2 separate regions of the Homo sapiens genome follow, and region 1 is linked to region 2. The links are chromatin loops, found by intact Hi-C in ENCODE. Cell type or tissue: prostate gland. All regions are shown on one strand. Links, peaks and the distances in the headings refer to the core of each region. The heading gives the core; the rest is flanking DNA. Region 1 overlaps SRPRB (SRP receptor subunit beta). Region 2 overlaps ANAPC13 (anaphase promoting complex subunit 13).

The links. Peaks named below come from ENCODE experiments on the same cell type or tissue, not always from the same donor. Only the 100,000 strongest peaks of a DNase experiment are listed, where the experiment ranks them.
Region 1: a loop joins it to region 2, with 4 times the contacts of the local background. A loop is called at or near these places in 24 of 110 quality-filtered maps.

Annotation. Positions count from the first base shown.
Region 1 is chr3:133,815,976-133,821,359 of GRCh38, reverse strand. It overlaps SRPRB (SRP receptor subunit beta), which reads right to left. Exons shown (of 7, transcript NM_001379313.1): 6 at 4,428-4,482; 7 at 1-1,807. The coding sequence ends at 1,594. Among named protein-coding and RNA genes, the nearest start is that of SRPRB, 13 kb to the right of the region's middle. In prostate gland, for the core only: a CTCF peak has its summit at 2,359 (motif pointing left); DNase peaks (open chromatin) are centred at 1,039 and 2,349.
Region 2 is chr3:134,477,152-134,482,535 of GRCh38, reverse strand. ANAPC13 (anaphase promoting complex subunit 13) reads left to right here. Exons shown (of 3, transcript NM_015391.4): 3 at 3,821-4,830. The coding sequence ends at 3,946. Among named protein-coding and RNA genes, the nearest start is that of ANAPC13, 6.1 kb to the left of the region's middle. In prostate gland, for the core only: a CTCF peak has its summit at 2,802 (motif pointing right); no DNase peak of the experiment used is centred there; H3K27ac peaks cover 736 bases.

The sequences.
Region 1 (5,384 bases), core at 272-5,271, 660 kb after region 2:
ATAAGAGTCCAAAAGACACTCAGAACACCAGCAGCAGCTTTCAAGTAAGGACTCAGGGTCAGGGTCTCACAACTCCTCCATTTCATGTTTCATTTACATTGTCTTCGTGCTCCAGCAGCAAGGCTGACATGTGCTTTGGGGTAGGAGCCTGGAGTATTTCTGCCAGATGGTCTGAGGTGACGTATACTCCTAGAGCCCAAGTGACCACCAGAAGGGACATGTGAGACAGCAGGCAGAGGCCATACATGGAGGATCACACTCCCTCAGACGTCATCAGCCCCATGCTTTATCCTTTGACTCCCCCTGATCCTCAAGGCCAGGTGGGGTGCCCCTGCTGCATGCTCCAGAGAACTGTGGGCCTCTCCTACCATGGCTCTCAATGCACTGTTCCATAACTGGCTTCTCCCCTGGACAGAGCCACCCTGGTCTCCTTGTAAGCTTTAGTTGGGCTTGTCCCTGAGTGTGTGGGGTAGGAATAGGAGTGTGTTCTTGTGTATGTTGCAATCTTTAGGCTCAGGAGACAAGGAGTTAGACCTGAGTCCTGACATGTGCACTCATTTGTACTCACCATTACATTCTATTTAATTGCTTTGAGCCAGACAGGCTGTTTTCTTTACCATGAAATATACTAATCATTCAAAAAAGCCTTGTGTTTAAGAAGACAGCAAAAAACATCACTTCAAAAAGGCAACTTTTTTTTTTTCTTGGCATCAATGAATATGCACTTCAGAAATCTACAGAGAACTTTTTTCACTTTGTATTTGTTCCACAGCATTCTAGCCAGGAGTACAAAATAGGAGCTCTTCAAGCAGCACATGAAGATGGCCCAGGAGCCTTCAGCCATCCAGAGCAGCAGAGCAGCACCTAAATCTCCACACACTTCCCAGTATAACCACTAAGAACACACTAGACCCTTGGCATTAGGGGATTTATCATTTCCAGTTCTATTATCTGGGAATGACTCCAAGGGTTTGTGACAAGCTTTTGAAACGTAAGTGCTAAGACGAGTGTGGACAAGTCACTGAGCTAATGAAGAATAGACCCACTGTCTGCTTGGCTCTGCTATTTTGTACCTGTCTTCACATGTGGGGAAACTTCATAACTGTGCCCACAAATCAGAGAAATTCGCAAAGGACTAGACAATGTATTGCCTGTGAACTTCAGAGGCAACTGGAAATAGTGCAACTGGAAATCAACTAGCTTCATACATAGGCGGATTTGTTTCCAGGGACCAAAAGCACAGAAGATAAGAAAACTTTTCAGGTGATGGCCATATTCTCATCATATCCTCTCTGTGTGGAGTCTGCCTGTTGTCACAAAAACCTTGACCCTACATCAAGTTACACCTTAACAAAGGGAAGATACAGGCATCAGATAAAAGGTACTTGTTTGAAAGGCAGCCATAAGGGAGAACTGAACTTAAAAAAAAAAAAAAAAAAAATTCCAAGCTGGTTTCAACAGTACTTTGTTTCCAGAACAAAGAAATGTTTCTAACCACATCTTGTACCCCTTCCTCATCAACTCCAGACTACCACAGACCTTTTTCCAAAACTGTGTGTCACACATCCAGGTCTTGTGCTTTAGAGCTGCCTCTCAGGCAATTTTAGCCAGCCATTTCTCCAAGTCCTGGATGTCAGCAGAGCCCACGTCCCCTCTTCCACCCTTGGCACTGCACTCCAGGAACTCCACTTTGAGGGGCAACTGTGAGAATTCAAACTCTTTGCCTTTCTTCCCCAGCTGAGCAGGGGCAGTGCTGGAACTGTCCAGTGTGCTGGGGGCAGCAGAACGGGTAACTCGTAAGGTGTTGCTGTGGGGCAAAAGGAAAGAAGTCAGGAGGCAAAATTTTTATACAGCAATTAAATCATATTAGTTTCTAAACATTTCAGCACTCATTTAAAACTTAACTATAGAATTGCCAATTATGCTATTAAGATTGTTGAATAATCCTTTGCATTTATAAGTCCCTCTCTTGGACAGAGAGGTGAGGTAGGTGGGGCGGGCTGGGGGGGTCAGACCTCACAGGGCTAGAAGGCAGGTCAGCAGTAGACCAGGTCACACCAACTTTCTTTCAGCCCAAGGCCCCCTTCTAAGAGGATCTACTGAATGAAGCCGTCTAAAAATATATTTTTAAAATACATGCTTTAAGTGTTATAAAAACATAAGTTTCTGAAAGTTAAGTGTGGGTAGATAGGGTATGTATTTTTATCTTGAGTCTATTTGGATATGGAGTTTAGAAATCCACCAACTCCAGATTCTCATATCTAACTAGGGCAGAATTACTATTATCCAACCTCTTTAACCACCAAAACCTTCCCAATGTAAGTCCCCTTACTGCCACCTGCTGGCCCTAATAAAGGGTGCATAAGCAACACTCATTTGTCGGCCTCCCCTTCCCCTTTCTGCTATCCAGAAGCAGAGGAATACATGCTGCCAATCTTCTTTCTTACAAAATAAAGCATTTCTTGTTCTGTAAAGTTGCTTCAAAATTAGTGAAGAATCCACAGGCAAAACTAAGCAATACCTTGTTTAGGAAGGAACACACACACACACACACACACACACACACACACACACTGTAAAAGTATTTTTAAAAAACAATACAAAACTGGATATTGCTGACCTCTTGAGGGAAAAGCTTTTGGGGAGAAACAGGGGCCTTCTAGGCATGGTGGTGAGTACATAGGTATTCATTTTAATATTTTTTAAGCTTAATGCATGTGACATATATACTATTATAAGTAAGATATTTTACAATAAAAATTTTTTAAGGAAAAAAGTAAAACATGTATTCAGCTTTTGCCACAAGGCCATGTAAATATAATATACCGTGTTATTGAGAGACTATGAAATGCCTCTAAGCTAACAGGGCCTAATTCTCATAAATCTGAGATTAAAATTAGTCAGATTCCGAATTTTAACTGATGTTAACCTTTACAATTTGTCAACATTTTGTTTCACTGCCTTTTAAGAAAGCATTGCCTTTCAATGCTTTTAAAAAAGGATTGGCTTCTGTATTGTTTTTCTCTAAGTCTATAGAGTGAAAAGCAAACAGCCTATGGAAAACATGTGTTTTAACCACGGGAGACTTGGACTGTACTGTTAAAAATAACCCAAGACTGATTCACAAATAACATTATGACAGTTTTGGCTTCCCCAAAACAATTCCCAACAATTTCAAGAGAATTTTTAGAAAAACCCAACCATCCAATTGTTCCAATGTCCTTATTAACCTAATGGCAGCAACAGATACAATCCAAGAGAGTGAGCATCAAGAGCACAGGAGGACAGGGTGATAAACTCGCAGCTCCAGACGGGAAAGGAACCACTGAAAATGGCATAGGCAGGGCTGGCAAAATTGTTCTGCAAAGAGCCAGAAATTAAATATTTTGTCGCATATTTTTCTTCTGTTTTTTACCTGCCCTTTAAAAATGTCGATTTACTCTTGGCTTGCAGGCCCAGGCAGGAGTTTGCCAATGCCCGAAGCTGACTAGATTCTACCAGACTCTAAGCTCCTGAGTACAGGAACACATTTCCTCCTACAGCTGCTCCCAACTGCAGTCTTGGCATCCACTAGATGCACTACAGGTGCTTCTTAAATGAATAAGGGAGTCAGTAAGTCATAGTGGGGAGAAAAGTTTCTAAAAGTTGAATTTATACAGTTTTTCCTCATCAGATCCTTTTCAAGGCCTTACACAAAAGCAATAAGAAAACATAACTTGCTTTACTATAAATGTTGATCATTTCTTCTACACCAGCTTTTGGCTAGCTCTTACAAATTGGCATAACGCAGAAGACATGCTAGATGCCTTAAAATTCAAAAGCTTATAGCTCAATTTACAAACCTTGAAACACTCAAAGCAGGATATATAATATTGCCAAGTATTTTAACAATCTAAGAAGCTATAATGTAGTATCAAAGACTTGTAGTCTTCCTCAGTGTTCTGTTCTTATTCTGTCAACAATAATTTCCAAAGTGGCTTTTAAATGTTTTAATTTCTTTTTTCCTGATTCTCAGTTTTTATTTTTTATTATTTACATGCATCCTTAAATACCACTTCACAGGCATTATTGAGTGGTGAACAAACACTTCCACTCACTGAAATAACACCGTTCTCAAGTTGGCATGTAAACTTTTTTAGCTTCTAAAACCTTTCAACTATAAATGATTTAGTAACAATGGTAAAATAAATTAAGTTTATGGTTTCAAAAAAATCTTCTTTCCATGAAATTTTAAAATATCTATAAGCACCCTAGTAAGTTTTTGTGATTCCATTATTTTGTAAATTATTTAACAAATATTTATCACACTAATCTTCAGTCTATAATTGTGATAATCACATAAAACCAAACAAAAGAAACATGAATATGCTGCTTACAGTCTAAGTGTTAAGATATATAATTAACCAACAGGCCTCTTTCACACTTACAGTTCTTTCTCCAGCTGCTGTTGAATTAACTTTGCTGATTTTGCCATTGCAATATCTGTAAAGAAATAAAGACACTGTTGTAGTTTAAACGAGAATGAGTTTTTTCCCCAAGACTTCTTACACAGAAGGAAAATTCCTATTTAAACCAGTAAGTTTTTCTCTTTTTTTAAAAAAAGACCTTTTATCACTAGTTCCTTCTCTATCAAAGTAAGCTTTATACTTGCACTAGGGGCTTTCCCAAGATAATGCTTATAAACATATTATGCTGGTGACCCTAAAACTGACTTTAGCTTTCCCTAAAGTTCTCCACACCTTATAGACCTTTCAATTCAAAACATATAAGTTTACTCAGTTTAACAGAAAGAAAACCTACCAGTGCTGTGATTATGAGAAGTGCCTTCACATGCCAAAAGACAGTGCCCTATCTGTCATTTTAAAGTAAACTTAGCATGTTTCCAATTGATCCTAAGACGGTATGTTTAAAGCATTAAGTGTACTAAAGGTAAGAAACAAGCTCTGGTTTGGCACAAAGCCCATGGCAAATAAACAATAACTCCCTTCCTTATATTCAATCAGGGAAATAAAGAGGTCAGGTAATGACGCTAATTGCATTCCCAATAAGGCATTATCAATATTATCTGGTCACTTCTGAGAAATGCCTTGAACTCTTCATAGAATCAGAATTTCAGATCTGGAAGAGACCTGAAGAGATCCACTAGTCTGTCTTATTGTACAGGTAACGGAACTGAAGCCCAGTTTTATTGGGGATTACTAGAAAAGTTTTCAATGGTTATCAGGTTAAAAGAAAACAACTTCAGCAAACTTCCCTTGATAAAATGTGCTGTACAGTAAACTTGTTTGAAAGCAGAAACTCCACCCTGCAAAACTGTGCATCTGATATCACATATTGTCAATCTGATGAACTTAACTTGGTAAAGTAAAATAATTTATAATCAG
Region 2 (5,384 bases), core at 224-5,223:
CCAGAGAAACCAAATAATGAGAGTTTAATGCGCAAGATGGGGAAGAACAAGAAGCAGCAGCATATGAGCTCTGTTTCTTACTTCCCTGCCTGTGGCTCATCAGTCTTTCAGCATTTTTAGAAACTTACATTCTTGGAGCATACACCTATCTTAGGTTCCCTGGAAAATATTCAGAAGATACCTGGGTATTCTTTTGCGTTTAGGCCAGTGGCCTTCTGGAATACTCTTTTCTTCCCCATCTTTGGAAAACTCTGCTGCAGGGAGTTTGTTAAACCTCATGTAATAAGTGATCCAAAAGTTTTGCTTATATAAATGTTTGTTTAAAATCCTATTTATGTCATAGAGGCCTAAAAAAGGGAAAACAGGACTGTTTTTCTTTAAAGCATGCCAGCTGCCCTGAGAAGAGTAGTTAGTATTGAATAAAATATAATTTATAGTTAGAATATCTGCTGTTGCTGTTTGCAAAGAAATAAAATAGTTCATCTGTATTTTCATTTACGAATAAGAGATAGTAATATGTTCAATGAATAATATACATATCAAATAAGTCATAGCTTAGTTCAAGCTTAGGAAAATAGTCAAAAGAGAGAGCATAATAAGAATTATAGATGTCATTTATTGAATACCAGTTTTATGCCATGGACTGAGGTTGGAAATATACATTATCTCTAATTCTTAAACAACCCTGTGAGGGAGGTGCTGTTATTCCCATTTTATAGGAAAAGAATAGGATCAGAAAGGGCAACTTGCCCAAAGTCTGGTAGCAGGTAAGTAGGGCTTCATATAACATATACCTAGGTCTGTGAAGTTCCAAATCCTGTCTTGTGAACTTCTGTTCATTCATTCATTTGACAAGCATTTTTTGAAGCCTACTGTGTGCCATAAGACTATGTGAACATAAGATACAGTTCCTCCTCCTGAGGGGTCTAGAAAGGCAACACTTATAGATAAGTAATTGTGATAATAAATATTCTAGGTGGGGGCATAAACAGCCACATCATATACGAAGTGGCTGATTGCCTGGTGGGCATCAGAAAGGCTTCTGAGAGAATGTCATGTTTAAGCTGGGTCATAAGGAAGGACCAGAAGTTTAGTGGAGGTAGACAAGGGTATTGCAGCAGAGGGGACAGATGTGTAAAGGCCCAGAGTTTTGAAAGGCTTTGGGACATGGTGAGTCATTCACTGTGGATGAAGAATACATTTGTCACATAAGTAGGCTGAAAAGTTGGGCTTGGATCAGATTGAGAGTGGTATTTGATATCACACTTAGACCTCATCCTCAGGAGATCCAGGAATGAATGGTCTTAAAAGCAAGACTGCTATGCTCAGATTTGGCTTTTGGAAAATCAGTTTAGCCAGCATTGTTAGAGATGGTGTGACATGGAGATAGGGGCAAGTGAGACCAATTGGCAAGCTGTTGTGGTCTAGGCAAGGGAGGAGGGCCTAAACAAAGTCAAGAAAATAAAGGAGACGTCCATTTCTGGAGAAGTTTATGGCTCAGATTGGAGAACATTTGGGTGGCAGGGGTGGAAGGAGGTTTCCCTGCTGACTTCCAGGCGAAGTTGGCTTGGCCCTGCTGCTAATCCACACCTTTCGCTTGTCTTGCGATTCTAAGGCAATGTGTATGCCAGTTAGGTTTTGCTGCATAACAAGTCACCCCAAAGCTTAGTGACTTAAAAGAGCAACTGTTTATTTCATGATTTTGTAGCTCAGCTGGGAGGGACTTCTAGTCTGCACCAGCTCAGCTGATCCCTGCCAGGCTTGCCTGTGTTGTGCAGTCAGCCAACAGACTCTGGAGGCTGGGTAATCTAGGACTGTCTCACATGTCTGGCAGTTAACAAGCTGTCTGCTGGGTGATGGGGTGACTATGCCATGGTCTCTGGTATCCAGCAGGCTAGCCCAGACTTCTCAATCTCAGGGTTCCAAGAGCAACCTGAGAGGAAACGGCAGAGCTTCTTGGAGCTTAGGCCAAGAACTGGCCCACTGGCATGACAGCTTCATTCTGTTGGCCAAAACAACTCACAGGGCCAGTCCAAATCCAAGATTGGGGAAATCAGTTTCACCTTTTGATAAGAGTAGCTGCAAAGAACTAAGGGCATTTTACAGTACACCATAATGGGTGGCTGGGTTTATGATACTTTTGTTTTTGTTTTCCAGGCATATATGCCATTTTATGTGTTGGCATGTATTGCAAGGGACAGTAGATACCAAATGAAAGACACATTATTTTAGAAAGCATACCACAGATAGGATGAAATTAAGCAACGTTGTCTGCTTCTGAATTAAAGAATTCATTAACCAAGGACCTATTTATTCTTTGTCATCTATAAGTAATTATTAGGACTGAACTTTCTTTTTAAGTTTAAGATAATATATTATTGCGTTACAATAAATGATAGCTCTTCTCAATCTGTTCAAGTATGTTTGAATCTGTCTTGTAGAACAAGATGTATGTGATTCAAATATAGATAAGTAAATATCATTTAATATATATTGAGCATAATTTTAGAGGGGAAAACATATTCACATACTACAAATTAGAATCCAGTGGAAAATTTTAAGTCTGGATATCGCATAACAGTTTGCTAACCATAAAACAAAACACAGATAATTGAAAAGAAATATATTGGTATCTGTGAACTCTGGTACAAAGCAGAGTTTCAGTAGTAATACATTTAAACTTAAAATACAAGTAAATGATCCCAGATCCTACAGTAAGTGTGGCCCATGACTTACCATTTTAAGAAAATTGCTGGTAGGGTGTGAATTGGTCATTTGTTGTGTTTTTTGTTGCTCTGCTCCACCACTAGAGGGAGGTCTTATCTATTAATTACATTTTCAGTGTTTCCTGCCCTACCTCCATTTTTATTATAATATAGACATGTTGGGCCAGGCGCGGTGGCTCGCGCCTGTAATCCCAGCACTTTGGGAGGCTGAGGCGGGTGGATCACCTGAGGTTGGGAGTTCGAGACCAGCCTGACCAACATAGAGAAACCCCATCTCTACTAAAAAAAAATAAAAAAATACAAAATTAGCCGGGCATGGTGGTGCATGCCTGTAATCCCAGCTACTCGGGAGGCTGAGGCGGGAGAATCGCTTGAACCCGGGAGGCAGAGGTTGTGGTGAGCCGAGATCACGCCATTGCTCTCTAACCTGGGCAACAAAAGCAAAACTCCATCTCAAAAAAAAAAGACATGTTGGGTCCAAGATAATTTTTTGGATACATTTCTTGTGTCTAAGGAATATGCCAGCAAACTAGTATTCTTTTAAAGCACGCTCCCGCTAAAGAAGATTTAGGATTCACTCATCTCAGTGTTCCTAGCCGCTAATAATAATAGCAAATATTCCTTGAGCACTGGATACCCCACAGAGTGCTCAGCACTTGATCTGAATTACCTCACCTAATCCTTACAGTAGTCCTGTGAGGTGATGGCTCTTTTGTTCTCCCATTTGCCAAGGAAGAAACAAAGGCCCCAAGGGTTTGCATACCTTGCCCAAGTAACCCAGCAAATGGGAGAGTTGTGGTCTTGGATCCTAGTTGGCTTCCAAAAGCCTCTGCCCTTAACCTTTCTGCCACAGTGCCTCCTTCACAAATGTCAGAGTCAAAATGCCCATCATTCCCTACTGAAGAAGGCCCGGGCCATGTTTGAATGATACTTCTGATAGTTTCCTCACGTGTATGATTTTAGCTTTTTTAGAATACACATATCAATTATGTTGCCTGTTCCTAGGAACTCACAAGCTTTAATTCTAAGTGTTCTTGAGTTCCAAGAAGATGCAGAATATATTACTGTTCTGAATTTCTATTGTACCTTTTCAGAATGAGCTTCCTGAACCTGAACAAGACAATGGTGGCACCACAGAATCTGTCAAAGAACAAGAAATGAAGTGGACAGACTTAGCCTTACAGTACCTCCATGAGAATGTTCCCCCCATTGGAAACTGACGCTTGGCTCCTTTCTTGTGGATGGATTTTCTCAAAGTACACAGATAAAGCATGGTTTGTTTCAGTCTCCAAATTCAAACCTTTGAGTAATAAATCAGCACTCAAAAATGTACACCCATTTAGTTTGTGGTAGCAAAGTGCAATGCGAAATTGAATGAGAAACTGAGATTTCTCAGTAATGGTGAATATTTCGCTCTTTAAACCTAAAACTCTTCATTGAGTAGCTTATATTTGAACATGATTGGTTAAACATTTGCCTCTACCTCTGATTTTGCTTTGCTGTCAAAGTTTAACACCTTCCAACTACTTATGTGTGTCCTGTAACACAGGTGATTGAACGTATGAGAGGGAAAGGCAAAGAAAAAGGAAGCCAGACACTAGGAGAATTATTAACTTCTCATACTTCCCCACATTGAGAAGCATTCGGAGTGTATTTAGCCTGTAGATGTTGTGATATGCAAATATCCCATTCCCTGGTTACTGGCATTCCTAAGATTCTTCATGGTATTTTCAAACTTTGGATAAATTTACAGATTAGAAAGATATCTGACAGTTAATCTCTGTTCTCCTTACAAATTCCTTTTGTGCTGCTGGAAAGGATCTTTGGCTAGGTGGATGACTAGTTTTATTCAAAGCCTTTTCTCAAAGCCCTTTCAGTTACAACCACCCCACTATGGAATCAGTATTTAGTTATACATTTGTATAAGAACCTGTATTTTGAAAAACACATTCATGTATATTTATTCCTGGAATTATTTGCCTGTTAAACAGTGTCTTTCATGTTCTCTCCCCAGATTGTAAACTCTGTAAGAAGCTGCTTGTATCTGTATCCCTTGTTGAAACTCTGAAAACACTGAATAACTAAAATCTCTTCTCATCCTTTTTATGCTGGGTCTTTTTGTTTACTTAGCTTTTAGGAGGAAGAGGTACATGAAAAAACAAATTAGCTTATTTTAGGTTTTCAATCACAAACATGATTTTAGCAGCTATCCTATAATCCAGATACATCCAGGCTGATTTCTTCTCTTTGCATCAGTAGTTCTGCCTAGAAATCTTTTATCTTCAGAATAAAGACCCCAAGGCACCAGTCCCTTCAGTAAGCAAAGAAAGACAACCTAATAGAAAAGAGACTTACAATATTAAAAAAACTTATACAAGAGAAAAAGCTTTTCAAAAAATTAAAATACCTAGAACGCCACAGTTCTTTCACATTCTTGTTAAATGAGGATTTTACAGCTTACTTGTGGTATGTAATCTCTGAGACACTAACATCTAAGAACTTGACAAATGTTCATGTGAATCCTGCCTAGCCTTTCCCTGGAATATTAGTAGACCAGTAAAATATGAAAGCTATTCTTGATTTCTGCTGAACCAGAATATGATATCTGTAAGACAGCTGTTGGTTTGTGTCTATGACACTCATCCGAGAACTGCCGCC